Regions from separate parts of the Homo sapiens genome. Here region 2 is linked to region 1. Evidence: chromatin loops called from intact Hi-C (ENCODE). Cell type or tissue: mammary epithelial cell. All regions are shown on one strand. Each heading gives the region's core, and the rest is flanking DNA. Links, peaks and the distances in the headings are about the cores only. Region 1 holds the start of CDPF1 (cysteine rich DPF motif domain containing 1). Region 2 holds the start of LOC105373074 (a long non-coding RNA gene).

What was found. A loop is a pair of places that touch in the nucleus more often than their neighbours do. Peaks named below come from ENCODE experiments on the same cell type or tissue, not always from the same donor. Only the 100,000 strongest peaks of a DNase experiment are listed, where the experiment ranks them.
Region 2: a loop joins it to region 1, with 2.3 times the contacts of the local background. A loop is called at or near these places in 3 of 110 quality-filtered maps.

Annotation. Positions count from the first base shown.
Region 1 is chr22:46,238,565-46,252,570 of GRCh38, reverse strand. It overlaps PPARA (peroxisome proliferator activated receptor alpha), which reads right to left. Exons shown (of 9, transcript NM_005036.6): 9 at 8,816-14,006. It overlaps CDPF1 (cysteine rich DPF motif domain containing 1), which reads left to right and starts at 2,278. Exons shown (of 4, transcript NM_207327.5): 1 at 2,278-2,315; 2 at 4,287-4,399; 3 at 5,350-5,461; 4 at 7,333-8,558. The coding sequence starts at 4,287. The coding sequence ends at 7,479. RefSeq lists silencers at 2,090-2,419, 2,530-2,699 and an enhancer at 1,988-2,495. In mammary epithelial cell, for the core only: no CTCF peak of the experiment used is centred there; no DNase peak of the experiment used is centred there.
Region 2 is chr22:46,164,022-46,179,845 of GRCh38, reverse strand. PPARA (peroxisome proliferator activated receptor alpha) reads right to left here. Exons shown (of 9, transcript NM_005036.6): 3 at 3,010-3,093. It overlaps LOC105373074 (a long non-coding RNA gene), which reads left to right and starts at 7,618. Exons shown (of 2, transcript XR_938315.3): 1 at 7,618-7,744. In mammary epithelial cell, for the core only: no CTCF peak of the experiment used is centred there; a DNase peak (open chromatin) is centred at 7,585.

The sequences.
Region 1 (14,006 bases), core at 5,172-13,171:
CTAGGTATTATGTTGATGGGCCACTAATGCTTGGATGGGTAATAAAGACATACATAATCACATAATCCATAAATTATGTTATTTCTTCTATAAATGTTTCTCTTGTCTTCATTTCAGAAGAATGACTAATGAAGATTTTCACGCAATTGCATTCTTTTGACAGTAGTGCCAAATTAGACAAACTTTCCTGAGTCAGTATACTTTCAGATAGTTTTTAGTTATTTCAATTGGGAGAAACTTGACTCTGCTGAGTGGTAACGAATTATGAATAAATTCTTAAAGCGTTATATGTAGAACTGAATCATGACTGTTGATATCATGTTTAAACAGTGTAGAAAGGGTGCATATGAAAAATTATGATTGCAGAAAATATTACACAATATTTTCATTATATAAAATAATGTTATTATTTCACCATTATCATCGTTTCTTACATTTAGATCCATACAGGATTTCTTACGTTTTTCTTTTACGTTGTTGGGGTATTACCAAGAAAACTGAAAACTGCGGTAGATTACTCACTTTGTTTGAATCTCTCTCTTCAGTACAATCTACACCTTGATCTACCATCGCCGGAAAATTGTCTCTATAGAAGTTAGTTTCAGAATCATTCATCCATAAATCTTTTTCTTCAGACTCCAGCAAATGCTTCTAGTTCCGATTTTCTTACATTGTACTTTAATGTCATTTTAGTGCTTATTTCATATGCAGTTGCTTTTTGGAAACCATTTTCTCCTAAAACTTTATGCAATATTTTAAATCCTTTTGGATTCTTTAAAACGTTTTCTAATTGTAATAACTGGACAGCTCAAATACAAAATTAACTCTATTTTCTGCCAAAGACCACGATTTGCTCTTTGAATGCTGCCTATTATTTCACTTAACTCTTTTAACGCATCTCATGTGTTAACCTGTCTACAATAAGTCAAATTGCTTTAACAGCACTCATGGGGTTACCATCATTGTATCTGAGGGTAGCCACAGGTCAAATTCAAAATGCTTCAAGATGTTCCATCTTTAGACACCGCCAGAAACAAACAAACAACCCAGTATGTCATCTTTGAAATGATCCAACGAATCGAATGCCGTTGCTCTAAGTACAGTGGAGGTCATCGAAATCCAGCTGCTTGCTAATCGCTTGCTAATTTCTGGGGCCCCTCTTGCCCAGGTCTAAGAGTGGTTCTGGTTTCCATTAGTGCTAAAATGCCTTCTATATCCTTACTTCTCAATTCGCCAAAGGAGCAAGTCCCAGACCCCAGCCTGCTGCAACTGGGCAACATTCCTACAGATGTGGCTTGACAAACCAAGAATAAATTCTGGTCTCTCAGGAACAGAGACGAAGCACCCCTCGGCCTAGGGAAAGGTCACAGAGGGCCCCGTAACGCAACAGCATGTGAAAGGCTGCCGGCTGGTGGCACAGGCAGACCTTCTCCCGCGTGGAGCAAAACCCTCAAATCTTTGGGGGAAGGAGGGTGGCCATCCTGTCGTCCCCAAAGCACAGGTGAAGGCCCGCGGCGGCTGGGGCGAGGGACTCGAGCTGGGAGGATCGGGGCCCACAGGCAAAGCCAGGCCGGCTTCAGAGTCCGGGCCCCTGACCCCAAGGAAAGGTGCCTCTCACACACCGGAGGCTCCAGGAGTGGGGCGGGCATTTCGGGTCCAGGGCACGGCGTGTCAGAGGCCACGGGCGGGAACAGAAGGAAGCAGGTGTGGCTGGTGCCTGGGGGCGAGGGGCAGCGGAGAGGCCCGGGAGGCTAAAGGAGAACGCGGCGCAGACCCGAGGGGCGCCGCAGGCGACGTGGGCTTTGGAGGAGCAGGGACAGGTCCTGAGACCCCGTTGGGCCGACACACCCCCTCCTGCATGCGGGGGCAGACGTCCCGGTGGGGTAGACTGGCAGCCTAGTCCGCGGCGCGGGAGGGCAGGTGGGAGACTGGAGGCGCCCTCGCGCCCCTCAGCTATCCGGGAGCCTCGCGCCGGCGACCTCGACCCTGTCGAACCCGGCGGAACACTCAGAAAGAAGCTGAGCGCCTCGCAGCGGCCAGGACAGCGGGCCAGGCCCGCGCGCTCCCGCAGCGCACGGCCAGACGCGACGCCCCTCAGCACGGAACCCAGCCTCGCGGACTACCCCGAAGCTCAGAGCCACATCCCGCGCAGAGGACCGCGGCGACCGGAAAAGCAAGGCAGAGGCGGAAAACCACCGCGAGGTCCCGCCTCCCGCTCCGCGCCTGCGTCTGCGGCTGCACCGGGGTTGGCCGGGCCGCGGTGGGGCGGGGCCGCTCAGGCGCCTTGGACGCGGAGCCGTGGGACGAGGGCGGCGGTGAGTTCGAGGTGGCAGAGTGACTGGGGCGAGCGTGCTGTGGCCCTTCCCTGCGCTGCCTCAGGGTGCCTCCCGCTCGCCGGGACTGAGTTCCGCGCCGGCGTGGCCTGCTGGGTTCCAAGCGCCAGGAGTCGGCGCAGCCGCTCTCAGCTTTGGGGACGGGACCGAGAAGCGGGGTGTGGGCCTCACGGGACTGTCCCCCCTGACCTCGGGCAGCGCTGGGGCGAGAGAGGGCAGGCGGAGGCTCGCGGGGACCACCAGCATCCCCGGACCCTCTCAGCCGTCCCTGTTCACAGGCACCGCCCCCAGGAGCCTCGGCAGGGGCCTAGGACGCCCCGGCGTGCAGAAGAGAAGCGGGATCAGGTTCACGCACACCCGCGATCGATCGTAACTTTTGTTTTGAGACAGAGTCTCGCTCTGTCGCCCAGGCTGGAATGCAGTGGCGCGATCTCGGCTCACCGCAACCTCCGCCCCCCCAGCCCCCGCTCCCCAACCCCCCGCTCAAGCGATTCTCCTACCTCAGTCTCCTGAGTAGATGAGATTAGAGGCGCCCGCCCCCACGCCCGGCTAATATTTTATTTTATTTAATTTTAATTTTTATTTTTTTGAGAAGGAGTCTCGCCCTGTCGCCCAGGCTGGAGTACAGTGGCACAATCTCGGCTCACTGCAATCTCCGCCTCCTAGGTTCAAGTGATTCCCCTGCCTCAGCTTCCTAAGTAGCTGGGATTACAGGCACCCGCCACTATGCTCGGCTAATTTTTGTACTTTTAGTAGAGATGGGGTTTCGCCATGTTGGCTAGGTTGGTCTTGAACTCCTGACCTCAGGTAATCCGCCCGCCTCTGGCTACCAGAGTGCTGGGATTACAGGTATGAGCAACCACACCGGGCCAGACTTAACTTTTAAAGTCACTGGTAACCCATGCTTCCTGGAGTTGCATCTGGGGACACCCAGTGGGGAAAGCCATCGCATTTGATACGCCTTTATACACCACGCTCAGTTCAGGCGAGGGGAGGTCACAGCCAAGAGCTAGGGGCCAGCTGATAATGTCGTACTTGATTCCATAGTCAAAGAAGGAGCTGGGTAATCAGCAAAATTGTAACTTTTGATGAACCCATCAGATGGCAGCCATTTAGCCAGAAATCTAAGGAAAGAGAGGCCTCCAAGACCCAACCATGAACATGAGAAGGGGGTTCCATACAAGCAGATAAGAAAACAGTTTTTTTGTTTGTTTGTTTTTTGAGATGGAGTCTCGCTGTCTCCCAGGCTGGAGTGCAGTGACGCGATCTCGGCTCACTGCAAGCTCCGTCTCCTGGGTTCACGCCATTCTCCTGCCTCAGACTCCCATGTAGCTGAGACTATAGGCGCCCGCCACCACGCCTGGCTAATTTTTTGTATTTTTAGTAGAGGCGGGGTTTCACCATGTTAGCTAGATGGTCTCGATCTCCTGACCTCGTGATCCGCCTGCCTTGGCCTCCCAAAGTGCTGGGATTACAGGCATGAGCCACTGCGCCTGGCCAAGAAAACAGTTCTAATGTCCACACCACGTGTGGACTAATGTGAGGGCATAGAGCTTCTAGGAGCAGCAGAAACAGGAGATTTTGCACCCACTCTGGGCCCTTCTCCACCAGCGTTCACTGGGGGCTTGTGGTAAAGAATGGGGCAGAGCAGGAGACCGGAACGCTTTTACCGTGGTGCAGACCTGGAAGAAGAGATGGGTGCTCTGGCTTGATCCTGTCTGGATCCTTCTCTCTAGCAGTACAAAAACCTTAAACCATTGGAATATGGACAGCAAATCCTGTCACTCTGGGCACCGGTGAAAACCTGTTTCAGCTGGGGATAGAGAAAAGGGTACGGTAGGGAGGCAAGAAACTGTGCTAGGACTATATGGTTAGGGTCTTCATAGCTGGGAAAGGGGCAGGATTCCTGAGAAAGCCTGTGACCCAGGGACACCCCATCTCTTGATCTTGCAGATGGCGTCCCATGTAGAGTGCCGTCCTCTGGGAGTGTTTGAGTGTGAACTCTGTACCTTGACAGCTCCGTACAGCTATGTGGGACAGAAGCCCCCCAACACCCAGTCGATGGTGTGAGTGCATGCCTTTTGGGCCAGTGCCGGGGAGGCCTGTGCCCAGTGCTGGTTGGTGGGTGGTGTGCCTAGGTCTGACAACTGTCTCAGGTGTGGAGCTTTAGACCCCACCCTGGCCAGGCTCTGAATGCTTCTGGTGTAATCTCTGGAGGCCTGGGCAAGGCTTGAGGTCTGACTCTTCCAGAACCTTCCTCCACACCTAGCCCAGAGTCCAATACCTGCTCTAGCTGTGGGGGAGCAGCTCAGCAGCTGGGGGACCTGTGGTGGCCTCCCCCTTTGGGGCTGCACCCTTGCCATGACACTTTCTTAATGGGAGGCCTGTCTCCCCTGCAGACCTGGATTAGAGCCAGTGGGTCAGGGGGCTTATCTCTTGACCTCCAGCTTGTCCTTCATCAAATGCCACTTTGTTGGAAAGCTGGCCGGTGTGTTACTCACATGGGATGCAGTGGCAGGGGCATGGCTTTTTCCTTCTGGCTGTCGTCCCTCTGCTGACCAGGAGCCTGAGTGTCATCATGTCACCCTGGGGTCTCATTCTGATGTGTAGCATGAGGCCAGCTGGCTTCCAGGGGCTGTGAGGGTGTGGCTTGGGGTGTAGGGAGGCCTGGGGTATTCAGGTGGCAGCCTTGTGCCCCCACTGTGGTGAATCAGTCAGGGTCTGGGGGCCCATGTTGCAGCAGCCCTGCTTTTGGCTGAGAACAAGGGGTTCTCTCTACCATGGCTGTTACAGAGGTGAGAGCAGGTTCAATTTCAGTGCCAGTGTGGCCCCCAATTGCTGATCCTTTCTGTCACTGCCCTGCAGCACGGGTGGCCTAGTCCCCTGCCCTGATGAGCCCACGCAGGTATGCAGGCCCTGCAGAGGTGCAGGCTGCTGCTGCCTGGCCATAGGTCATGGCTGATTTTCCGACGGCAGAGATTTGGGCTGTTCTGACGCTGCATTCACTCTCCTGCAGCCTCCTGGAGGAAAGCTATGTCATGAAGGATCCCTTCACCTCCGACAAGGACAGATTCCTGGTCCTCGGCTCGTGCTGCAGTTTGTGCAGCAGGCTGGTGTGTGTGGGCCCGGTGGGTAAGCAGCGTGGGCTGGGGCCACCTGTCCTTGCTGTGGTTATCCTGGAGCTCTCCCTGGGTAGGGAGGGCTGGGAGAGAGGGAGCAGCGGGTTCACCCCATTATAGATGGGGCCCCTCAGCTGATGAAGGGGAGAGGTGAGAGGGCAAGCTAGGGTCAGTTAGAGGGTCTCAGCCTGGTGTAGGAATGGAAATAGGTAATTGGTGGCTCTGCACCCACCCCAGTGGCCCCTCAGGGTTCCTCCCCTTCCCACCAACAGTGCAGACAGTCCTTGTGCGCCCTCTCACCAGGATGGTGACTTACTTTCTAGATGTTCTTGGAGGGATCTCCAGGAGAAGGGACTGTCCTTTCATGAGCACTTGTTGTGTGCCAGGTCCTGTGCTTGGGACCTGTTTTACTGCTGAGGCTTCATTCAGTCCTGCCCCTTAGTCAGGTAAAGCAGTATTATATTCCACCCATTTTATAGATGAGGGAACTGAGCTTCAGAGAGGCTGGGTGGGCCAGGTTCACCTGGGTAGCTGTAAACCCAAGGACGGATGGAAGTGGAGCAGCATGGCTTTCACAGCGTGCCCAGTGTACTCAGAGTGACCCCAGAGTCTGAGAAGTCCCTGAGCATCTGCCACAGGTTGACACACACAAAGGGGAGCTGTATCAATAGCCAGGGGGACGAGATGGGCCAGGGTGGGAGGAGCCTCCGCAGTGTGGCATGGGAGTATCTGAGGCTCATGGAGGAGCTGGTGGTCCAGGAGAAGCTGGGAAAGGAAGACTGCAAAGGTGGGTGGGCCAGGTGGGGAGGTGGAGGTCTTGAATGCAACACCTTGGCCTTGGGCTGCTCTTCGTGAGCAGCGGGGTGGCGGGGGTGGGGGGCGCACGCAGGTACCACAAGTCTGCAGCTTTCTTTGTTTAAACAGTAGGTTGTTAGTGAGCGGATCTCCATGGCGAAGGGTCTTTTCTAAGAACTGCAGGAGGGCAGCCTTATGTTTGCGAGCACACTAAGCTTTAAGAACAGACAGACACCAAAAATAAGAGTGGCCTAAGTAAAGCAAATAGTTATTTACTTACTTTCTCCTATGTAAGAGTCCAGAACTGGTGGCCTTGGCTGGAAGGGCACCCCTGTTGTCTTCAGCAGAGTCTCTATTTGGGTCCCTTGTGGCTGTGGAGCTCCCACCATCATATTTGCATCCCAGGCAGCGGGAAGGGACGTGAGAGCACAGTCCATGCCTTCAAAGGGCATGACCAGGAGGTGGCACACACAGTTGCTGACGCCCCTAACCAGCCTGAGTCACATGGCGATGCCCAGTTACAGAGGGGGCTGGGGAATGTCATCCTTAGCCACGTGCTGTGCACCGTGATGAATCTCGGGAGTTCTAGTGTGTAAGAGAGAGGAGAGCGGACATGGCTGCACGGTTCTGGCCTCCTGCCCAGACTAGCTGGCTCGTCCATGGCGTCTTTGGTCTGTGGGGCTGTCCTTCCTGTCCCCTGCCGCTCCCAGCACCAGGTGGCCACTGTTCGTGCTGCGATAGCTGGGACGGGAGGACTCTGGGATTTTCGGGGCATGGCCTGTGCTCCAGCTTTCCATTGTTGTCACTGCCCCGTGATGGAGCAGAGCAGGCCCCAGAGTCTTTCTGTCCCATCCCAGCTGTTCCCACCCAGGGTAGCCCAGGCCTGCATTGCTTTTCTCCTGGACACCCTGCCAGGCCCTCAGGCCTGGCTCTCCCTCTTGCTGGTCTAGCTCTGGCCACCTGCCCACACTGTGCATGCTGGGGCCCCAGCCCAGCCCCCCAAGTGTGGGAAGGGCTGGCCCCTGGGAGGAGCTGCACCATGTTCCCAGGATACTCAAGCCTCCATCCTTGTCCACTTCTTTAAGGAATGCAGTTTATTCTACTCCAAGAGATTCTGCCTCCCTTGTGTCCGGGAGAACATCAATGCTTTTCCTCAGGAAATTCGGCAAGACTTGGAGAAAAGGAAAGCTCCATCAAAGAGGACCCCCAGCCAGCCCGGTTCTCGGACGTGAGTGCAACTGGGGCTAGGTCATCGGGCGGCACCCTGCACAGAGCTCCTGGGCCAGCCTGCGCCAGGGATGCTGCTGAGCTGGGAGCCGCCATGCCTGGCCTTGTTTCTGGACCACTGGGAGCAGCACTGCAGCCCAGGGGAGCTGGAGTCCAGCTTGGAGCAGCCACAGGCCCAGGGAGCTGTAGCAAGAGGGTAGTCCAAAGGCAGATGCCAGACAAGACACAGCCAGGAACCCGGCCAGGTCCCCCCACATGCCCCTCAGGGCCCAGGCCTGAGTGAGTGCTGCTCAGATGTGACTGAGAGGGATGACCTCCTTCAGCAGGGCAGCTCCTAAGAGGCTGCGTGCAGGTGCGTGTGGGGGGAGATGCCACACTGTGTCGGGGCCATGGTGCACTGTAGGTGGCTGCAATGGTCTCTCTGTAAGGAAAATCACTGACAGCAGCTCCTTCTGGACCCAGTCTGGAAGGTCTAGAGGGGGATAGAATTTTTATTTCATATCCTTATGTGGTGCTTGGAAAATGTTTTTAACCTTGACCATGTATTATGTTTATAATTAAAAACCCAAAGAACCAGCTCATGTTTGGAAAAGGAATCTTCCACTGAAACATTTGGATACCCGACGTTCTCCCTGGACACTTGGCCCGGCAATAGTTGGGGTCTCCTGGGAAGCTGAGTGCTGGCTTCTAGCCTCTCCAGTTCCCTCAGACTCTGTCTTCAGCTCGGGCCCCTCCGTTCTGTCTCCCTCGACTCCAAGTCAGGAATACCGTGGGCTTCCTGCCCTCACCCCACACCTCAAGACCATCCCACTGCTTGCCTGCTTGCCCCCTGCCATCTCGCACTCAGCCCTGGGTGCCTGTGAAGCCTGGCCCCACTGCCTGCCGGGGGTTCCTGCAGCACCCCCCTACTCCAGGCTCCCCATCTCCCTGAAGCTTCCAGGGTAGCAGCTGGTGGGACACTGATCTGTGAGCTCTGGAATGTCTGCTTAGAATTCTGAGAGGCAGGAACTGCTCTGTCTTTGTAACTACTCAAGGCCAACTGTCACATGAAGGAATGAATAAAGAGTTTTTACTGACTTGTGCACTGATGGACTTTAAGATGCTCACTGCTTTAAAAGTTCCCGTTGTATGTGACTTCAGACGAAAGGATGTCGTATTCCGGAGCCAGATTGTCCTTGATCCATTCTGTATGTTGAAGGACACAAAAGGGACTGTGCAGGTGGAGACAGCCTCCATGAGGGGCGCAGGGACTGTTCTGGCGGAGGGCGGACCCCACAGCTGGGGACTTGGTTCTTTTAGACCAAACAGTCCATCTCGCAGCATCACTCAAAACTCACCAAAAAATTTTAAAAAATAGTTTATTTTTTAAAACCATTAAGGCAAAACTGTACCCTGAAATTAACTCTGTACATTCATCAGTCTTACAGTAGGACATCCCAAACACAGAAGTTCCCATATATTCAGGATATAAATCAATACATGTGGTCAGTTCAGTCTCCTAATAGGAAAACGAAGACCCAAGATTTTTTTTTAAAATTAAGGTTATTTTATAGCCATTTTCTAATTGCCTGGAACCAATCAGTTCATGTGACTAGAAAAATTACTTTCGCTCTTCTCTGCACATCCTTGATTCCGGAGGTCCTGGATGCCCGCTCCCCCCACCAGGAGAGAGGTATGAAGTTGGAGAGAGGATGCTGGGGCCTGTGTGGCAGTTCCTACTTTGGAACTGCACCTTTTTAGCACAAATAAGAAGCTGTAAGCCCCAAAATACTGAGAGTATAAGGCACTCACTAGTAGAGCACATGTGGAGAGTCTGGGCCCAGTCCTTGCTCTGGGATCTGCCTCATTCTCGCGTGTGTTTCTGTCAACCCTCTCTCTTAGGGTTTTAGCCTAATGGCATTATGAATCCCAGAGGGTGTAACCAATATGCACCAAGAAGTTTTGCCAAGTTATTGGAAACAAGGTATGGGGAGACTCACGGGGTCTGTGGTTTCTGCTTTCTGCTTTGGGTTGGGCCACCTGGAGGATGCCAGAGAACCGGCACGTGCAAAGAATTTCCATCAGGACATTTCCAATTGCCAGCGTTCTTTGGTAATAACCCATAGGTAACAGTTCCCTGAAGAGCAGACAGCTATTTACTAAACAAGAATAGTGAAGGGTCTTTAGCGAAACACTGTTGTATGAAATCGGTGGCCTCTAATACGGAGTCTAAGGCCTCGCTGGTGGAAGTGACTAGAGATAGCCTCTCTTGTGCTCTGTGCATATACAGTGTGGTAAAGGGAACAGATTTCCACATTGAAAGTAAATTCTGCATGGCTCAGGAGAAATGAAGAGCTGTGTGTGTGTGTGTGTGTGTGTGTGTGTGCACGCACACGTGTACGCAGTGTATTTTAGATGTTTGATTTCAGCTTCCTTTGTGTTTCCAATAGGGTCAAGAGCCAGGCTTTTAAGAATATGAGTCAATTAACACTGATTTCAAAAGAATCCAAATGTTTCTTATTAAATGAGTGATTGTAAGTTAGTAAAATATTTGTATTAGGATATTTTTCAAAAAGTCAAATCACAGTATTTAAGATATAGCTATTAACGTAGTTCTTTTTACCACACAATGTAGAAAAAAGTGATATTTAACATGAACACTGTAACTTTACCAAAAAGAGTACTACATGGTCTTCATCTTTTGTGAGGTACATGAGAAAAGGAACTGACTGTGCCTTAAAAAAAGTGAAGTTGCCAAAAGTGAGTGATTTTATTGTGAAATGATCGGCCAGTCACTCGTCTCCGGGGCCTGAAGGCTGACCCTCTCTGACTTGAGGCACAGCCAAGGCCTGGGGGTCCGGGGAAGGTGCCCGACTGTGTCCCAGGGCTGCGGCATGCCCCCCCACGCCCGGTCACCACTTTTCCTAGGAGCCAGGCTGCGTGGACTGGGGGCCTGTTTGTGCACCAGTTTGCACGGCACTTTATCAATTCATTAAATGAATGGATTTTGGATGCTGGATGTGTGGGCAGAAGAGGGGCAAGAGAAGAGGTGGCAGGTAGACTCCCTCCTCCTCACATTTGACCCAACTAGCAAACTTAAAAAAAATAAAATAAAATAAAAGCTGACCCCCCTCCCCAGGTCTTAGTTTGCTATCTCTGATGTAAAAATCAATTATTTTTTCTCTCTTTTTTTTTTTTTTTTTTCAAATAATCCATCTAACAGCCATGAGACCACTCAAGTATTTGAGGTCATCAGCTGCGTCCATCAAGACATGATATTGAACATGGACACCATCTGGTCTGTTGGTCTGTTTTTGTTGGCAAAGGACTCCAAAAGGATGCAGTTGTATGTGTTTCAGCTGAACCACATACCATAGCTCCTCTCCCCTCACAAAAGGGTTTCTCTGGGGGGAGAAAAGTAACTGATTATACCTCTCATGTCTCAAACTGAAATTCTGAGAAGCAAATGGTCAGTTGAGGGCCCCATTCCAGATCTGCCGGGACGTCCTCAGATGTCCAGAGCTGGCAAAAGGTGGAGCAGGCAGCAGCCTTGGGCACCAGCCTGTCTCTTTCTGTTCTGATAAGGCCACACACATGGCTTTTTGTGATAAGCTTCCAGCCCATGCCACTGAAATAACGTTTAAGAACCTGCTGCATTTCACAGAAATAGCGTAATGGAAATCATTATGTAATTAAACAAAGCATGAAGCTCATTATCTTTTTCTTTTTAACAAAACCTTCAATTTCACATTTTAGTGTACACTGTGGTTTCCAGAGAAATATATGGATCTCCTATATTCTGAGTCAGACCAAATTTATTGCCTTTATTCTTACCCTAGTCTATGGGGTCAATAACCGTTTTCCTGAATGCTGTCAAAATGGTGCCTGAAAATATCTAAATCCCAGCAAAAACCTAGGCCTCAACTTTGGAACCCAGTCATAGATCTTTCTAGGCAGAAGGCCTCTCAGGGGAGTACATGCCCTGGGCAAAGGCCATGGACTCGGAAGCAGGAAGGTCACGGGATGATTTAATGGCATCGAATAATCCTTTGGTGAGATGGCCTTTGTTGCCCTCAGCACAGTCGAGGCAGGTTAATCATTTATTTGCCACAACCCTTCCTTGCTCTGTAAAGCTGCAGCACAACTGGGTGGTCCGTATAGCCTTTTCTGCCACAGATGTTTGTGGACATTTCACTTCCAGACTGTGACGTCTGAAGATGGGCTTGAATGACAGCAGCCATCATCGCTGCCATTAGGGAGGTGCACACAGCCCCCTTTGCTCGATGCAAATATTTGGTTGGTAAGAAATTCCAGTGCAGCTAAACAAGTCAGCTTGGACTGAGTTAAGAAAAGCTGGGCCACTTTTAACATGAGAAGAGCAGATACTTCCCCATGCTTGGCAATGCCAATGCCGTAAAAATGGGAAGTGTTGAGACAAACCTCCTGTGGACGAGAGGTTCCCGTGGACATTTTTAACAATCATGAGCCTTCAGGTGGTGGCATCAGTCTTCATGGGTGACTTCTATGGACAGCATAATTTTCTTGCCTCTCCTGAATCTATACTACTTTTCTGAATGTGAAAGAAGGTCTAAAAAGTAATCCCTCGGGATCCCTGCATCAGGCCAACCATGCTAACTGCAGAGGGTGAGGCTGGCAGTCCAGGAGATGGGAGCTGAGGACAAGGCTGCAGGCCCCTGGGTCACCTATCCTTGCACTCACCAGGTGCAAGAGTCTAGAAACAACAGGGAGGCTGCAGGAGGTGGAGAAAGTGCACCGTGCCTGGGGACCAGCGGCTAGCAACACCCAGCAGGCCCTACATCTGGAGGCTGGTGTTTTCATTTTAAAATGGAGGCTGATTTGCTGTTACCCCCTCAAACAGCTGAGGAGACCACAGGAACCTGCTTTGAAAGCTGCCCAGAGCCATGGCATCCATAGGTGGTGAGCTGTGGGCATGTTCTCCTGGTGGCATCTGCATTTTGAAAGGCCACACTGTTGAAGAGGTACCAGCTGTTGAAGGTGGCCAGCTTTCCCCAGGCCCCAGGAAGCCCCCCACCAAAGGCCAGGCTGTCGGTCAAGCCAGTCTTAGCTGGGTGCATTGGGCTTGCTGTGTTGAAGCAATGAATCTATTTTAAAACTGGAGTTCAGTGAGACATTTCAAAGACAGGTGTGGCCACTGGATCAGGACCAAAAAACCCTCCATCATGTATGCGGCTGGTAAGTAGCAGATGTGCGCAGAGATACAGTGGTTTGAAAATGGGAGTTTGAGGTGGGAAGTGCTTGGAACCAAACACAGAGAGGCCCAGGTGCAAGTTCAGAGGAGACAGACCTTAGGAAGTCGCGGTTTCATCAGGGCTTGCTTTGGTGCATCTGTTTCCATCCGCATCTGGTAGGGTCTCTCTGAGGAAGTGGCTTCCTCGTGGCCAGCAGGAAGAGGTGAAGAGGAGAGGGGGTGCTGGGGGCGGTGCGGGGAGGGGGGTTTGTCACTGCAGGCCGGGACCATCGGCCGCTTCTCCTAAGCCCAAGACGTGCCCAATGTCAGTTTCACCAAATTGGGGTAGCACCTTTTGCACGTATCTTCAAGGCTCCCTTTACACAACCGAAGTTCCTTCCAGACGTCATACGAGATGCTGCTCCCCTGTGTGTGGGCAGGCTCAGGTGTGTGCACTCAAGGAGTCTCCATCCCACCTGCCCTAACTACAGAGGCCACAGGCTGTGCGCCTCAGCTCTAGCATGGCCTTTTGCAGGGCCTGCTGAGGTATTTGTTACATGGTCCATTGCGGGGAAGTGGTGGCTAAGTTGTTGACTTCTCACGGTATAGCAAATCTCTCATTTGTACCTTGAGCTCTTGCTCGGCTCTGGGAGGCTGCCCTGTCCCTGGAACCTCCAGACAACGCTCCAGGAAGGCTGTTTCCCTGGGGGTCTAAAATGGCCCAGTGTAAGAAACGTATCAGCGCAGCAGAAGGGTGCCTTGTCTGCTCTCTAAATGCGAAACAAAACAAAACACAGCTCTTTAAAACAGGGACAGCTCTCCTGGGCATCCTTGAATGCTGAGTTCTGGGTTTCTGCCCCACTTCACGTCCATTATGTTCGTATAGCAAACACACCCGTTAGGAAGATGCTTTATACTCTTCTCATCGGAGCTGGAGGAAGGGTCAAGCGGAAACAGGCAAGCGAGGTGGGAAGAAAGGCACCAGCAGCCGTCAGCCCGTGCTCCCAGTCCCGCTCCTGCCGCTGTAACTGGAAGCATCTTGTTTTGACAATTCATCCAAACGGCCTTAGGCCCTGCACAGTTCTCCGGTCTCTGGAAGTGTGGTGGGGACGGAATCCAACATGTGGGACACCCAGCTGGAAGTGCCAGGAGGTGGGAGAGGAGGGATGCGCCGCCAGGCTCCCCTGGACAATGGAGAGGCCTGCGTCTGCTCCCGAGCCACAGCCAGCTGGCACACAAGAGGCACGTCTGGGAGGAGTCCCTCGCCGTGCCTTCACCCTGGTCAGCACGGTAGACCAAGGCTGTTAGGTCTCTGAGGACTTTGGCACTTTTTGCTATTAAAAG
Region 2 (15,824 bases), core at 3,542-11,541, 71 kb after region 1:
TTCTGTCTTCCAGCTACAATACCTTTATCAGGCAAATGCTTTTCGAATATTTCTTCCCAATGTGTAACTTGTGTTTTCATTCTCCTAAAACTGTCTTTTGAACAGTAAAAGTTTCATTTTGATGAAGTTCAATTTATTGATTTTTTTCTTTCATAGATTGTGTTCTCGGTGTCATATCTATGAAATCTTTGCCTAGACCAAGGTCACAAAGATTTTTCTCCTGTGTTTTCTTCTAGAAGTTTTATAGTTTTAAATTTTACCTTCAGATCTCTGATCTATTTTGAGTTAATTTTTGTGTATGGCATGAGGCATGGGTCAAAGTTCATTTTGGGCATATGGATAACCATTGCACCAGCACCATTTATTGAAAAGACTGTCCTTTCTCTACCAAATTGCCTTTGCACCTCTGTCAAAATCCAGTTGTTTTTTTAAGTTAGAAATGAATGTGGGATTTAATCAACTGCTTTTCTGCATCTACTAAGATGATCACATGGTTTTTCTTTTTCATCCTGTTAATACGATGAGTTACATTAATTTTTGATTATCAAGCCATTTGGCATTTCCTGGGATGAATCCTACTGGTTATGATGTAATATTTGCTATACTTTGAATGTATCCCCCAAATTTCATGTGCTGGAAACTTAGTTTCCAAATTCATATGTTGATAGCATTTGAAGGTAGCCTTTGGGAGGTAATTAGGATTATAAGATCATCAGGGTGGGGCCCCCATGATAGGACTGGTGACTTTATAAGAAGAGGAAGAGAGCCCTGAGCTGACAGGCTCTTTGCCTTGCTTCATGTCACGATCCAGCAGGAAGGCCCTCACCGGATGCCAGCACCATGCTCTTGGACTCACTGGGTACATACCTGAGATTCCAATCTATCTCACTGTGTATACATCTGAGATTCTGATCTGCTTCACTGTGTACACATCTGAGATTCTGATCTATCTCACTGTGTATACACCCGAGATTCTGATCTATCTCATTGGTACACACCTGATGTTCTGATATGGTTTCTTGTCTTTATGCCCAAGATTCTGATATACCTCCCTCTCCTAACAAACACTCACATCCCTGCACTGTTCCTGGCCCTGCGTGAGTATCAGGCACCATTCCTGGCTGGCACAAGTACTGGGCACTGTTCCTTCTAATCCTCTCAGATGGTTCTTTTCCTGGCCTCAAGTAGTTTTGCTCATATGGATGCACCAAGAAGTACTTTGGTAGATCTCTGGAGTCCCTCTGTATATGGCTTGCACCTCTCATACTTTGCTTTGGATAATCTATACACCATGGTCTCCCTGGACTCTCAGCTCTATTTTGTCAACTGAGGAAGTCTGCCAAGATCTGCCTCAGTTTCCCCTCTCCCTGCACTGCAACCTGGAAACTCTCTCAAGCCACACCTCTCACCTTGTCTTACAACCATCAGTGCCCTTCACTGCCTGATGTCCAGCATCTTGAAGAACATTGTTTCATGTATTTGTATGGAGGTTTTGTTATCTCAGATGAGAAGGTAAGTCAGTCCCTGTTATTCTATCCTGGAAAATGGAGTCTGTAATTTCTATAGGCATAATAATTTGGTTACAAGGCCACAGCCAGTATATTTCTTAATTGTTTAAAACTCATGTCACCTTCTGACAGATAGAAATATTTCATGTTTTCCTTTAATATTGTTTTAAATTTCAAAGTAGATAAACTGTTAGACTACACTTTTGAAATCTACCCCCTCCTTACGAGTCCTAAAATGCCTCTTTGGGTAGGTGCCTGAGGTTCTGATATAGTTCCTTGGCTATATGCTCTAGACTGATAGACCTCCTTAGATCTATACCCCAAATTCTGCTATACCTCCCTGGGTATAAACCTGAGATCCTGATATAAATCCTTAGCTAGATACTTAAAGCCTCAAGATATGCCTTCTTGAGTATATACCTGAGACTCTGCTATACCTCTTTGGGTAAATACCCAAGATTCTGATATATCTCACTGGTTACACACCTGAGGTTCTCATCTGTCTCACTGGGTACACACCTGAGGTTCTGACCTGTCTCACTGGCTACACGCCTGAGGTTCTGACCTGTCTCAACAGGTACACGCTTGAGGTTCTGACCTGTCTCACCGGGTACACGCCTGAGGTTCTGATCTGTCTCATCGGGTACATGCCTGAGGTTCTGATCTATCTCATTGGCATACACCTGAGGTTCTGACATGGCTCCTTAGTTTATGCCCAAGATTCTGATATACCTCTCTCTCTTCACAAAAACTCAAATCCCTGCTGCAACTCAATACTGGGATGCATTCCAAAATTTAGACTACATAAGACTGTTTGAAGTTCACTTTGAATCCTGGAGGATATGATACTATCGATTTTTTTTTTTTTTTTTTTGAGATGGAGTCTTGTTCTGTTGCCCAGGCTGGAGTGCAGTGGCACGGTCTCAGCTCACTGCAACCTCTGCCTCCTGGATTCAAGCATTCTCCTGCCTCAGCCTCTGAGACTATCAAATTTTTATACCAAATATTGTCATCAGTCCTGACATAGACATAATGTTGGGATTAATTAATGCTCAATAAAATAGTAAAGGAAGAACACTAGTAGGCTATTAAACAGATTATTTTTATTTTATTTTATTTTATTTTTTGAGACAGGGTCTCACTTTGTTGCCCAGGCTGGAGTGCAGTGGCGTGATCTTGGCTCACTGCAAGCTCTGCCTCCTGTGTTCACGCCATTCTCCTGCCTCAGCCTCCTGAGTAGCTGGGACTACAGGCGCCTGCCACCATGCCCGGCTAATTTTTTTGTATTTGTAGTAGAGACAGGGTTTCACTGTGTTAGCCAGGATGGTCTCAATCTCCTAACCTCGTGATCTGCCCGCCTTGGCCCCCCAAAGTCCTGGGATTACAGGCGTGAGCCACTGCGCCCGGCCAACAGATTCTTTTTAAAAGTGCTCAAAGGATCACCTAATGATAACAGAATTCATCCACCAGGAAGACACGATGCTCCTAAACGTGTATGTACCTCTTATCTATGAAGCAGGAAGCACGTCCTCACATGACACTGAATCTGCTGGCACTTTGATCTTGAACTTCCCAGCCTCCAGAACTGTGAGAGAAAAATTTCTGTTGTTTATAAATCACCCAGTTTACGGTATTTTGTTATAGCAGCTTGAATGGACTAAGACACCATTCAACAACACTAGAATATACTTTTTTCCCTAAAAGCCCATGGAACATTCACCTAGACAGACCATGTCTTTGACCATTAAACAAACCTCAACAAATTTAAAAGAATTGAAGCCATACAGAGTATATAATCTAATAACAATGAACTTAAACTATAATAACAGAAAAACAATAAAAAGAAAGTACTGATACGGAGTCTCACTCTGTGGCCCAGGCTGGAGTGCAGTGGCATGATCTTGGCTCATTGTAACCTCCGCCTCCTGGGTTCAAGTGATTCTCCTGCCTCAGCCTCCAAAGTAGCTGGGATTGCAGGCACATGCCAGCATGCTTGGCTAATTTTTGTATTTTTAGTAGAGATGGGGTTTTGCCATGTTGGCCAGGCTGGTCTCAAACTGCTGACCTCTGGTGATCCGCCCGCCTTCGCCTCCCAAAGTGCTGAGATTACAGGCATGAGCCACTGAGCGTAGCCCTGTAATTTACATTTCTACCTATCTATCTGTCCGTCCGTCCATCCATCCATCCACCTACCTATGAATGACAGGGTCTTGCTATGTTGCCCAGGCTGGAGTACAGTGGCACAATTTCGGCTCCTTGCAACCTCTGCCTCCTAGGATCAAGCAGTCCTCCTACCTCAGCCTTCCAAGTGTTAGGATTACAGGTGTGAGCCACCGTGCCTGGCTAGAACTGTTTAAAACAAACCAGAAAACCAAGAAACCTGTACACAAATGTTCACAGCAGCTTTATTCATAATAACTCCAAGCTGGAAACAACCTAGATGTCCTCCAATGGGTGAATAGTTAAACCATGGTTCCTCCATACCATGGAAATTACTCAGCAATAAAAAGGAATAAACTGTTGATGCACCAACAAGCTGGATGAGTCTCATGAGAATTACCCTGAGTCTCAAACGGTTATATGCCATATGATTCATTATGTGACATTCTTTTTTTTTTTTTTTTAAGATGGAGTCTCGCTTTGTCACCCAGTCTGGAGTGCAGTGGTGTGATTTCAGCTCACTACAAGCTCCGTCTCCCGGGTCCACACCATTCTCCTGCCTCAGCCTCCCGAGTAGCTGGGACTACAGGCGCCCGCCACCACGCTTGGCTAATTTTTTGTATTTTTTAGTAGAGATGGGGTTTCACCATGTTAGCCAGGATGGTCTCGATCTCCTGACCTCGTGATCCGCCTGCCTCGGCCTCCCAAAGTGCTGGGATTACAGGCGTGAGCCACCGCGCCCGGCCTATGTGACATTCATAAAATGACAGAAATGGGCAACAGATTAATGACTGGCAAAATTAAAAAAGGGATGGGAAGGTAGGAGAGAAGTGGGTTTGGCTATAAAAGGCACCATGACCACTGATTGGTGATGGAAACATTATGTATCTTGATGGTATCAATGTCAGTATCCTGACTGTGATATCGTCCTCTCACTTTGCAAGATGTTACCCTTGGGGAAAACTGGAAAGAGTGCTGGGGATCTCTGTATTATTTCCTAAAACTGCACGTGAGGCCAAGGCGGGCAGATCACTTGAAGTCAGGAATCTGAGACCAGCCTGGCCAACAAGGTGAAACCCCATCTCTACTAAAAATATAAAAACGAGCCAGGTGTGGTGCACGCCTATGAACCCAGCTACTCAGGAGGCTGAGGCAGGAGAATCACTTGAATCCAGGAGACAGAGGTTGCAGTCACCTGAGATTGCACCAGTACACTCCAGCCTGGGTGACAGAATGAGACTCTGTCTCAAAAAAAAAAAAGTAAAAAAAACTACAATTATCCAAAAAATGTTTTAAGTTAATTTTTAAAAGTACTAAAAGGGAGGAAAATTAGGAGTGATTTTTTGTTTGATTGTTTTTTTGATACAGGGTCTTGCTCTGTTGCCCAGGCTAGAGTGCTTTAGTGTGATCATGGTTCACTGCAGCCTCGAACTCCCAGGCTCAAGCAATCCTCCTACCTCAGCCTCCTGAGTAGCTAGGACTACAGGCACGAACCATGATGCCTGGATAATTTTTTAAATTTTTGTAGAGACAGGGTCTCACTATGTTTCCCAGGCTGTTCTCAAACTCCTGAGCTCAGGTGATCCTCCCACCTCGGCTTCCCAAAGTGCTGGGATTACAGGAGTGAGTTACTATGTCTGGCCAACAGTGGTATTTTAAGAACAGGTGATCTGTTCTTCAGGTTTTCTGCTCTGCAGCTTTCAGAATCCAGACATGGTAAACATAGCTAGGATATATAACATAGAAACTGTCTCTTTTATTTATTTGCTTGCCTTTTAACTTTTTATTTGGAAGTACTTTCACTTATAGAAAAGTTGCACCCCCAAAACAGAGTAAAGAACATCCTAACTTTACCCATATTCACTGGTAGTTACCAACTTAACCATCTGCTTTATCATAATTTCCTTCCTTCCTTCCTTCCTTCCTTCTTTCTTTCTTTCTCTCTCTCTTTCTTTCTCCCTCTCTCTCTCTCTCTCTCTCTCTCTCTTTCTTCCTTCTTTCAAGACAGAGTCTTGCTCTGTTGCCAGGCTGCAGTGCAGTGGTGCAATCTCGGCTCACTGTAACCTCTGCCTCCTGGGTTCAAGCAATTCTCCTGCCTCAGCCTCCCGAGTAGCTGGGACTACAGACGTGCACCACCACGCCCAGCTAATTCTTTGTATTTTAGTAGAGAGGGTCTCGATCTCCTGACCTCACAATCCACCCACCTCGGCCTCCCAAAGTGCTGGGATTACAGGCATGAGCCACTGCACCTAGCCCATAATTTCTTTCTTTATAGGTATGTATGTATATATGTGTATGTGTGTGTGTATTTGAGGGTGAGTTGCATGCCTCATGGCCCTTTCTCCTAAATACTAAACTACACGTTTGCTAAGAATGGCAGTGTGCTCCTACACACCACAGAACACTTCGCTTCTGTTAATTTAACAGATACAGTTCAATCTATGATTCGTATTCAAATTTTGTTAATTGACCCAATAATGTCCTTGATAGCATTTTTCCTCCTTCAGTACTGGATGCTGTTCAGAGTCAGGTATTACATTTTATTGTCTTCTCTCTTTTAATCTGAAACATTTCCGCAGCTTTTCTTTGTCTTTTATGATACTGACATTTTTAAGGAATACCATTTCCAAGCTTTCTTCTTCCCCTTGGCAAACAGAATGTAGCAGCTGCCTTAGTACTGACTTATAGTAACTTATATTGTGACAGATATCTGCATAGAAGAATCCACAGTTAATAAGAACCTCTAACTCGAGGTATATCCCATGTCCCATCCTGAAGCTGGGTGCTTAAATAGGCTCCCAGCCTCTCTAACAACTTGTACGCCCTTCATTTTGCCAGCTTGCCAACTGGAAATGTGTCCAAGGCTTTCTTATTTGGAACTAGAGGTTCCCAGAGCTACATTCCTATTCAACACAACAAATAAAAGAAAACTAAAAACATAACTGTTTTGTAAATCCCCAAATAAGAGAGTGAAAAGAACAGCCACAACATCTACCCGATAGCATGACTTTAAGCAACTCAACATAATTCAAACATTTAGCAAACATCGGTTAACAATAAACCAAGTACCTTCTGCAAGAGCTGGTTGCAGGACAAATCCTTTTCTAAAGGGACAAAGATGAATGCAACTTAAAGTGACAAGAACACTAAGGGAGCAGAAGCAAGCCATTTAAGGGTAAAAATGGAATTTTCTGCTATAAAGTAAAGCTCTGCATAAAAATAAGACAGAACAGGAAATCTAGTAAGGGTTTATTCATAAGACCCCATGCTGAGGATTTCAAGGAGACAGTCACGTTTCTGGGTAACTGACTATGGGATTGTCCCTCATGGGGCCAAGTAACCTGTCAAAGCAACGAGGCTTCCTACTCAACAAGCCCTGTGGCCACCCTGCCAGCTGGAGGCTCTATCTGAAGCCTGGAAACAGCTGTCAACATGCCTTGAATCCAACAGGTCCCGATGTGACCTCGGTCTTTTACCTCCGCACAAAGTTACGGCTTATGGCTGTTTGGACAGTCTGGTTTGTCGATCGTTTGGTCGGAAAGTCTGTTTTTTTCTTTTTTGAGATGGGGCCTTGCTCTCTCACCGAGGCTGCAATGCAGTGGCACGATCTCAGCTCACAGCAACATCCACCTCCCAGGTTCAAGTGATTCTCCTGTCTCAGCCTCCTGAGTAGCTGGAACTATAGTCACACGCCACCATGCCTGGCTAATTTTTGCATTTTCAGTTTCACCATGTTGGCTAGGCTGGTCTCCAACTCCTGACTTCAGGTGATCCACCTACCTCGGCCTCCCAAAATGCTGGGATTACAGGCGTGAGCCACTGCCCGGCCCAATGCTGTTTTTTTTTTTTTTTTTTTTTTAATTACTTGCATTCATCCTGTGGTTTCCATCCCAGCTCATGGCATCCTGCCCAGGGTATCACTAACTCCCTCCTCACTTCCTGCCACAGCCTCTTCCCTCTCCCTTTTCTAAGGTTCTCACACACGGCTGCCAGGTTCCTCACCTGAAGGAGAACCCTGATCACCTCCTGGGGATGGGCTCTTCTCGAGCATGGCTTCCAAGTACCCAGATTCACAGGTAGGGAAACCGACCAGGGACAGGTATCACCCAAGGCGACACGGCTGCTCAGTGGCTGGGCTGGAGCTAAGGTCAAGGTCTTCCTACACCCAACGCGGTGGAGCCTTTCCCACTTAGCCACCTTGCTTGGCCGGGCCCCACCCCTTCAGGCCCCTCTGCAAACCTCAGAACCACCTATAGCTTCTGCCCGGGCCCTGCAAGCTGCCCAAGGGGGCTTTTTAGCAGCTAGATCAGAGCATATCCAGTCCCCTAAGAAGCCCTCGCTGGTCCCCATCCCATGGCCTTTCACACACAACACAAACCAGAGTCCTCACAACGGCCCCGACCTCCACGAGACTGGTCCTGCCTCTCCCCTGGGACCTCCTGACCTCTTTCTCCTCCTCCTCCTCTCCAGGACACTGCTCGAGTCACACTTCCTGGCTGTTCCTCTCATGAGCCCACCCTGCTGCCCTCCCTGTCAGGATGCTCCCATCCTGATGTCTGCTCCACCTGCTCTCACCTGCTTCCAGCCCTTCCTCAGATGCTAGGTCCTGGTCACCACCTCAGGGAAGCCAAACTGGACCAGCTTCCTGGTGCCCTCACCCCTTCTGGCACCCTTGACCCACTCACCTGTCCTGGGCTTGCTCCTCCTACTGTACCTGAAGGCGGCTAAGTCACCAGGCCAGCTGCTCCATCACTCCACTCATGACCTGTCTGTCCCTGCCAGAGGATCAGCTCTCATAGACGAGGGTGTCATGGGTTTTGTTCACTTACGTATCTTAGAACAATGCCTGGTACAGAGAAGGAGCTCAAATATCTGGTGGAGTTTGAACTAGAATGCACGAATCTTCTCTTCATGTCCCCTAGCAAGCCTTGAACTCTGGCCAAAATAGATGACTCGGCATCTGCCAGCCCCACCCCAGGCTTCCTGGACTCTGTACTTTTTTTTTTTCTTTTTTTATGAGACAGAGTCTTGCTCTGTTGCCCAGGCTGGAGTGCAGTGGCGCAGTCTTGGCTCACTGCGATCTCTGCCTCCTGGGCTCAAGCAATTCTCCTGCCTCAGCCTCCCAAGTAGCTGGGATTACAGGTACCTGCCATTGTGCCTGGCTAATTTTTGTATTTTTAGTAGAGAGAGGGTTTTGCCATGTTGACCAGGCTGGTCTCGAACTCCTGACCTCAGGTGATCTGCTGTCTCGGCCTCCCAAAGTGCTGGGATTACAGGCGTGAACCACTGCACCCAGCCCTGGCCTCTGTACTTTATCCTACTTCTTTCTGCCAGGAATGCATCCCATTCTACACATTTGGGGGGCAGTACAGATGCCTTTCCTCTCCAAAGTGCTCAGGATCCCTCCAGGGGAAGGACTTTGTCCCTCCTCTGAATCACGACAACTCTCATTGTGGGTATTGATGTATGCCTTTTCTGCTCAACTGACCTGTAACTCTTGGAGGAAGAATTCTTGTCTGTCATCTTCCTCTCCTACACCAGGCAGACGTTCAATAAAAATTTACAGAATGAGTCTGACATTGGTGCTAAATTCTGAACATTGTTCCCTGTCTTACAAAAACTCAAATCAGGACCGGTGCAGTGGCTCACACCTGTAATCCCAGCACTTTGGGAGGCTGAGACAGGCTGATCCCTTGAGTCCAGGAGTTTGAGACCAGCCTGGGTGATATGACAAAACCCCGTCCCTACAAAAAAAAAAAAAAAAAAAAAAAAAAATTAGCTGGGTGTGGTGGTACACACCTGTGGTCCCAGCTACTTAGGAGGCTGAGGTGGGTGGATCACTTGAGGCCAGGAGTGAGCCAAGATCACACCACTGCACTCCAGCCTGGGTGACAGAGTAAGACCGTGTCTCAACAAAACAAAACAAACAACTCCCACCCCCCTGCCACCAAAAACACACTTACATCATTTTAAGTAATGGACCTATGAAAAAGAGCCTGTATACAGTACAAGTATTTAAAGGACAAGACTGGTTGCAGAACAAATGTTTTTCTAAAAAAAAAAAACAAAGATGAATGCAACTTAAAGTGACAAGAATGCTAATGGAACAGAAGCCAGCTGTTTAAGAGGAAAACTGAATTTTCTTGTTAAAAAGTAAAGTTCCTGAAGTGCATCCCATGACAGCCTGGGAGGGAGTGCATTGAACAGTTTTCAGGCCATTTGAACTGTCTATAGTCAGCTCTGTAAAGTCCACATCATTCAAGTAAACGTAGTCAGGATGCCTACATGTGCTTGGTGTCAGATGTCAGTATCCCTTGTGTGACACATGAGGCTTTTCTTAAGATGACTGACACCTTCCTAATACTGAGCTGTCCCTTCCATGAACATAGTATATCCATCTATTTATTTGGGCTATATTTAAGCTCTCTTAATAACATAATCAGTTTTCTGAGTAGAGATCTTATATATCTTTTTCAGATTTATTCCTAGATATAGATACACTATAAAAGTAACTTTTAATTAATAAACTTTCTTATTTAGAGAAGTTTTGGGCTTACAGAAAAATTGAGTGGAAAGTACAGAGAGGTCTCATATACCACCTCACTCCCACCACAGTTTCCCTGTTATTAACATCTTGCATTGGTGGCCGGGCGTGATGGCTCATGCCTGTAATCCCAGCACTTTGGGAGGCCGAGGCGGGCAGATCACGACAGCAGGAGATCAAGACCATCCTGGCTAGCATGGTGAAACCCCGTCTCTACTAAAAATACAAAAAATTAGCCGGGCGTGGTGGCGGGCGCCTGTAGTCCCAGCTACTCCGGAGGCTGAAGCAGGAGATTGGCGTGAACCCGGGAGGCGGAGCTTGCAGTGAGCCGAGATTGCGCCACTGCACCCCCTCCGTCACAAAACAAACAAACAACAAACAAACATCTTGCATTGGTGAGGTACATTTGTTGCCACTGATGAGCCAATGTTGACATATTATTGCTAACTGAAGCCCACAGTTTTCATTTTCACTCTTTGTGTTGTACATTTTATGGGTATTGACAAATGCCTAATAACATGTATTCATCGTTACGGTACCATACAGAATAGTTTCACTGCCCTAAACATGCCCTGTGTTCCACCTATTCATTCCTCTTTCCCTCCCCATGAGCCCCTGGCAACCACTGGCGCATCTTTTTACTGTCTTCATAGTTTTGCCTTTCCCATAATGTGTAGCCTTGGAAGCAGACAGTATATAGCTTTTTCACTTTGAGTTCTTTCAGGTATACAATATTTTCGATAATAATGTAAGTGGTATTATTTGCCAAAATGTTTTCCAAAGTGGCTATCATTTTACATTCCCATCAGCAGTGTATGAGAGTTCTTATTCCACATTCTTACGCATACTTGGTCAGACTGCTTAATTACAGCCACTCTTGTGGGTGTGTAGTGATATCTTTCTACGAAGAGAGATGTCTATGAACTTGCATTTCCCTAGTGACTAATGAGGGAAAGGCACATGAACATCTTTTCATGTGCTTGCTTACCATCCATTCAAATGACATGCCCATTGTTGAAGAGTTAGTTCATCTTTCACCCATTTTTAATTGGGTTGTTTGACATCTTATTGAATTACAATAGTTCTTTATATAATCCATATCCAAGTCCTTTGTCAGATATATGTTTTGTAAATATTTTCTCTAAGTCTATGGCTTGACTTTTCATTTTATTAAGTGTTTTCTGATGAGTAAAAGTTTCTAATTTTGAGGATGACTAATTTATTAATTTTTTCTTTTATAGTTTATGCTTTCTTCTTTTTTTTTTTTTTTTTTTTTTTTTTTGAGATGGAGTCTCGCTCTGTTGTCCAGGCTGGAGTGCAGTGGTACGATCTTGGCTCACTGCAAGCTCCGCCTCCCAGGTTCACGCCATTCTCCTGCCTCAGCCTCCCGAGTAGCTAGGACTACAGGCGCCTACCACCACGTCCGGCTAATTTTTTGTATTTTTAGTAGAGATGGGGTTTCACCGTGTTAGCCAGGATGGTCTTCATCTCCTGCCCTTGTGATCCACCTGCTTCAGCCTCCCAAAGTGCTGGGATTACAGGCGTGAGCCACTGCGCCCGGTCGCTTTCTTCTTTAAGAGACTGAGTCTTAGTCTTACTCTGTGGCCCAGGCTGGAGTGCAGTGGCATGGTCATAATTCACTGCAAGCTTCAACTCCTGGGCTCAAGTGATCCTCCTGCCTCAGCTTCGTGAGTAGCTAGGACTACAGACATGTGCCACTGTGCCTGGCACAGGCTTTTTATTTTTTTTTTTTGGTAAAGACCCACTCTTGTTATGTTGCCCAGGCTGCTCTCGGACTCCTGGCCTCAAGCTATCCTCTCACCTCGGTCCCCCAAAGCATTGGAATGACAGGTGTAAGCCAGCATACCTGGCCTAGTTAATGCTTTTTAAATCATGTTCAAGGAATCTTTGCCAAACCCCAAATCACTAGAATTTTCTCATATGTTTTCTTCTGAAGGTTTTATAGTTTTAACTCTTTTTTTAACACACGGTCTCTCTGTCACCCAGTCTGGAGTGCAGTGGTGCAATCATGGCTCACTGCAACCTTGACCTCTCTGGGCTCAGGTGATCCTCCCACCTCAGACTACTGTGCAGCTGGGACTACAGGTGAGTGTCATCATGCTCAACTAATTTTTTCATTTTTTTGTAGAGACGGTGTTTCGCTATGTTGCCCAGGATGGTCTTGTAACTCCTGGGGCCAAGTGATCCACCCGCCTTGGCCTCTCAAAGTGCAAGATGACAGGCATGAGCCACTGTACCTGGATGGTTTTAACTCTTACAATTAGATCTATGACCCATTTCAATAATAATTATATGACATAACAGTATCATATAATATATATTACATAATATAATATGTAACATGATATATACTATTATTACATAATAGTATAATATAATGATAATAATTATGAGTTTGTAGTGCTGTGAGCTGAAGGTTGAGGTTCTTTTGCATATGGCTATCCAGTTGTTCCGGTATCATTTGTTGAAAAGATTATCTTTTCCCCACTTAAATGACTTGGCACTTTGCTGAAAATCAATTGACCATATATGTGTGGATCTATTTCTGGACTTGCTATTCTGTTCCATTCATCTAATGGTCTATTTTCATATCAATACCATACTGTCTTGATTACTGTAGCTTTATAATAATTCTTGAAATCATGTAGTCTAAGTCCTTCAACTGTGTTGTTCTTTTTCAAAGTTATTTTAGCAACTCTGGGTTCCTTGCATTTCCATATAAACTTTAGAATCAGGTTATCAAATTCTACAAGTAGGCATGCTGAGGTCTGATTCCGATTGCTTTGAATCTGTAGATCATTTTGGGAAAAGTCGCCATCCTAAGATACTGAGTCTTCTGATTCAAGAGCATGTTATAACTTGCCATTTATTTAGGTCTTTTAAAATTTCTCTCAGCAGTGTTTTGTAGATTACAGTGTACAGGCCTCGCGCATTTTATCTCTGAGCATTTCATAATTTTCATGCTTGATTACTGTTTTTTGTTTTTTTTTTTTTGAGATGGTAGTCTTGCTCTGTCACCCAGGCTAGAGTGCAGTGGCATGATCTCGGCTCACTGCAAGCTCTGCCTCCTGGGTTCAAGCAATTCTCCTGCCTCAGCCTCCCCAGTAACTGGGATTACAGGCGCCTGCCACCACATCCAGCTAATTTTTGTATTTTTAGTAGAGATGGGGTTTCACCATGTTGGCCAGGCTGGTCTCAAACTCCTGACCCCAAATGATCCACCTGCCTCAGCCTCCCAAAGTGCTGGGATTACAGGCATGAGCCACCACACCTGGCCTGATGTATCCACTTTTACAAAATGCCATGTGGGTTTATCACTGAGAGACAAAGAGTAGACAAAACCATATGCTTTGCAGTCTGTGCATGAAACTGACCGACAGATGCTCAGGGACCAATCACAGACTGACTTTGAGAGAAGTGACGCAATTGGCCAGTGATCATCATGCACATCTGTTATCTATACTGTGATTTGTAGGCTGGAGAACTGGCGGCAGAGCTTGTACTTTATACAGCACTCACAGTGTATATACCATGGGAGCTGGGATCTGATCTGTATTGTTGGGAGACCACTATAATTTAACTAAGCAGTGATAATTAATATTTTATTTTTAAAAATAGAGATGGGGTTCTATGTTGCCCAGGCCGGTCTCCAACTCCCAGACTCAAGCAATTCACCCGCCTTGGCCTCCCAAAGCGCTGGGATTACATGCATGAGCCACTGCAGCTGGCCACTGACTGAAATTTATGCATAAGGGAACTGTGCAAAGGGAGGAAAGCCTGCATTTGAAAAATTGTCCTTAAAAATAATTAGAGGCCTAGGATGAGGCTCTGTTCCTCCAGAAGGATATTCACTTGCTTCTGCCAGGCATTTGAGGTCCTTGCAATCTGAGATCACCTTAATCCAGTCTCAAGGACTGGGCGTAGCTAGAACTGGACTTCAGTCCTCGATTACGCTGATCCGTTTCCAGGTCACCTGTACTCCTGGGATGGAGCTTTTTTGGGTCCCAATCCAAAGTTTGGGATGTTTACCAGGGTCTTCCCTTCTAGCCCCTCAAAAGTGCCACTCAGGCTCTTAACTGCTTCTTTCATAAATTGGCCAACACCCCAGGGACACAATGGCCCCAAACATCAAGTTTCCATCTTCTCCAGACCATGGCCTGGCAGTTCTTCACTATCTTGTAAACTCTCCAATTCCTCCACATATGTTTAAAGATTCTGTCCACCTTTGCCAGTTAACTTCCAAACTACTGAGCCACTGTCAGAAATGCAGTTCCCTGGCTGGGCGCGGTGGCTCACACCTGTAATCCCAGCACTTTGGGAGGCCAAGGGCAGGCGGATCACCTGCGGTCAGGAGTTTGAGGCCAGCCTGGCTGACATGGCCAAATCCCATCTCTACTAAAAATACAAAAATTAGCCAGGTGTGGTGGCAGGCGCCTGTAGTCCCAGCTCCTCGGGAGGCTGATATGGGAGAATCACTTATACCCCGGAGGCAGAGGTTGCAGTGAGCCGAGATCATGGCATTGCACTCTAGCCTGGGCAACAGAGCGAAACTCTGTCTCAAATAAATAAATAAACAAATGAAAATAAATAAAAATGTAAAAAAAGAAATGGAGTTCCCCAACTTAACGTTCTCAAACCATCCCAAATTTATCAGCCCTACGTTTTGAAATAGCTACTCGTCTTATTATTTTTTTACTTCCATAGCTACAAAGAAGTAATTCTGTAATCTTCAATAAAATCCATAGACTGAATGAAATAGGAAAACAATTACATTTCTACCCTTAATGTTTTCCTCATATTCAGGCATTACCCAAATAATAACTTTCTCATTAAAACACTAATAAAATTTTCAAACAGAAAACTGTCACCTTTTAATAAGCACAAGGGTGTAGATTTAAGTGGAGAGGAAGGCTTCATTAAATACCTCCTATGCTGGGCCACCTTCTAGCAGCTGAGGGTGCAGCCATGGAGAAAACAGAGAAACACCTCTGTCGTCATGGAGCTGCCATTCTAGGGAGGGGAGACAGGTGGGAAACAGACAAATCAAGAAAGCATGTACTGGCCGGGTGCAGTGGCTCATGCCTGTAATCCCAGCACTTTGGGAGGCCGAGGCTGGCGGATCACCTGAGGTCAGGAGTTCAAGACCAGCTTGGCCAACATAGCGAAAACCTGTCTCTACTAAAAATACAAAAATTAGCAAGGCATGGTGGTGGACACCTGTAATCTCAGCTACTCAGGAGGCTGAGGCAGTAGAATGGCTTGAACCCTGGAAGCGGAGGTTGCAGTGAGCTGAGATCGTGCCATTGCACTCCAGCCTGGGCAACAAGAGTGAAACTCTGTCTCAAAAAAAAAAAAAATTACTGTATGTAAATTATATCTTAATAAACCCGACTTTATTTATTTTGAGGCAGAATCTCACTCTTGTCACCCAGGCTGGAGTGGCGCGATCTCGGCTCACTGCAGCCTCCCTAGTTCAAGGGTTTCTCCTGCCTCAGCCTCCTGAGTAGCTGGGATTACAGGCGCCCACCACCACGCCCAGGTAATTTTTTTTGTAGTTTTAGTAGAGACAAGGTTTCACCATGTTGGCCAGG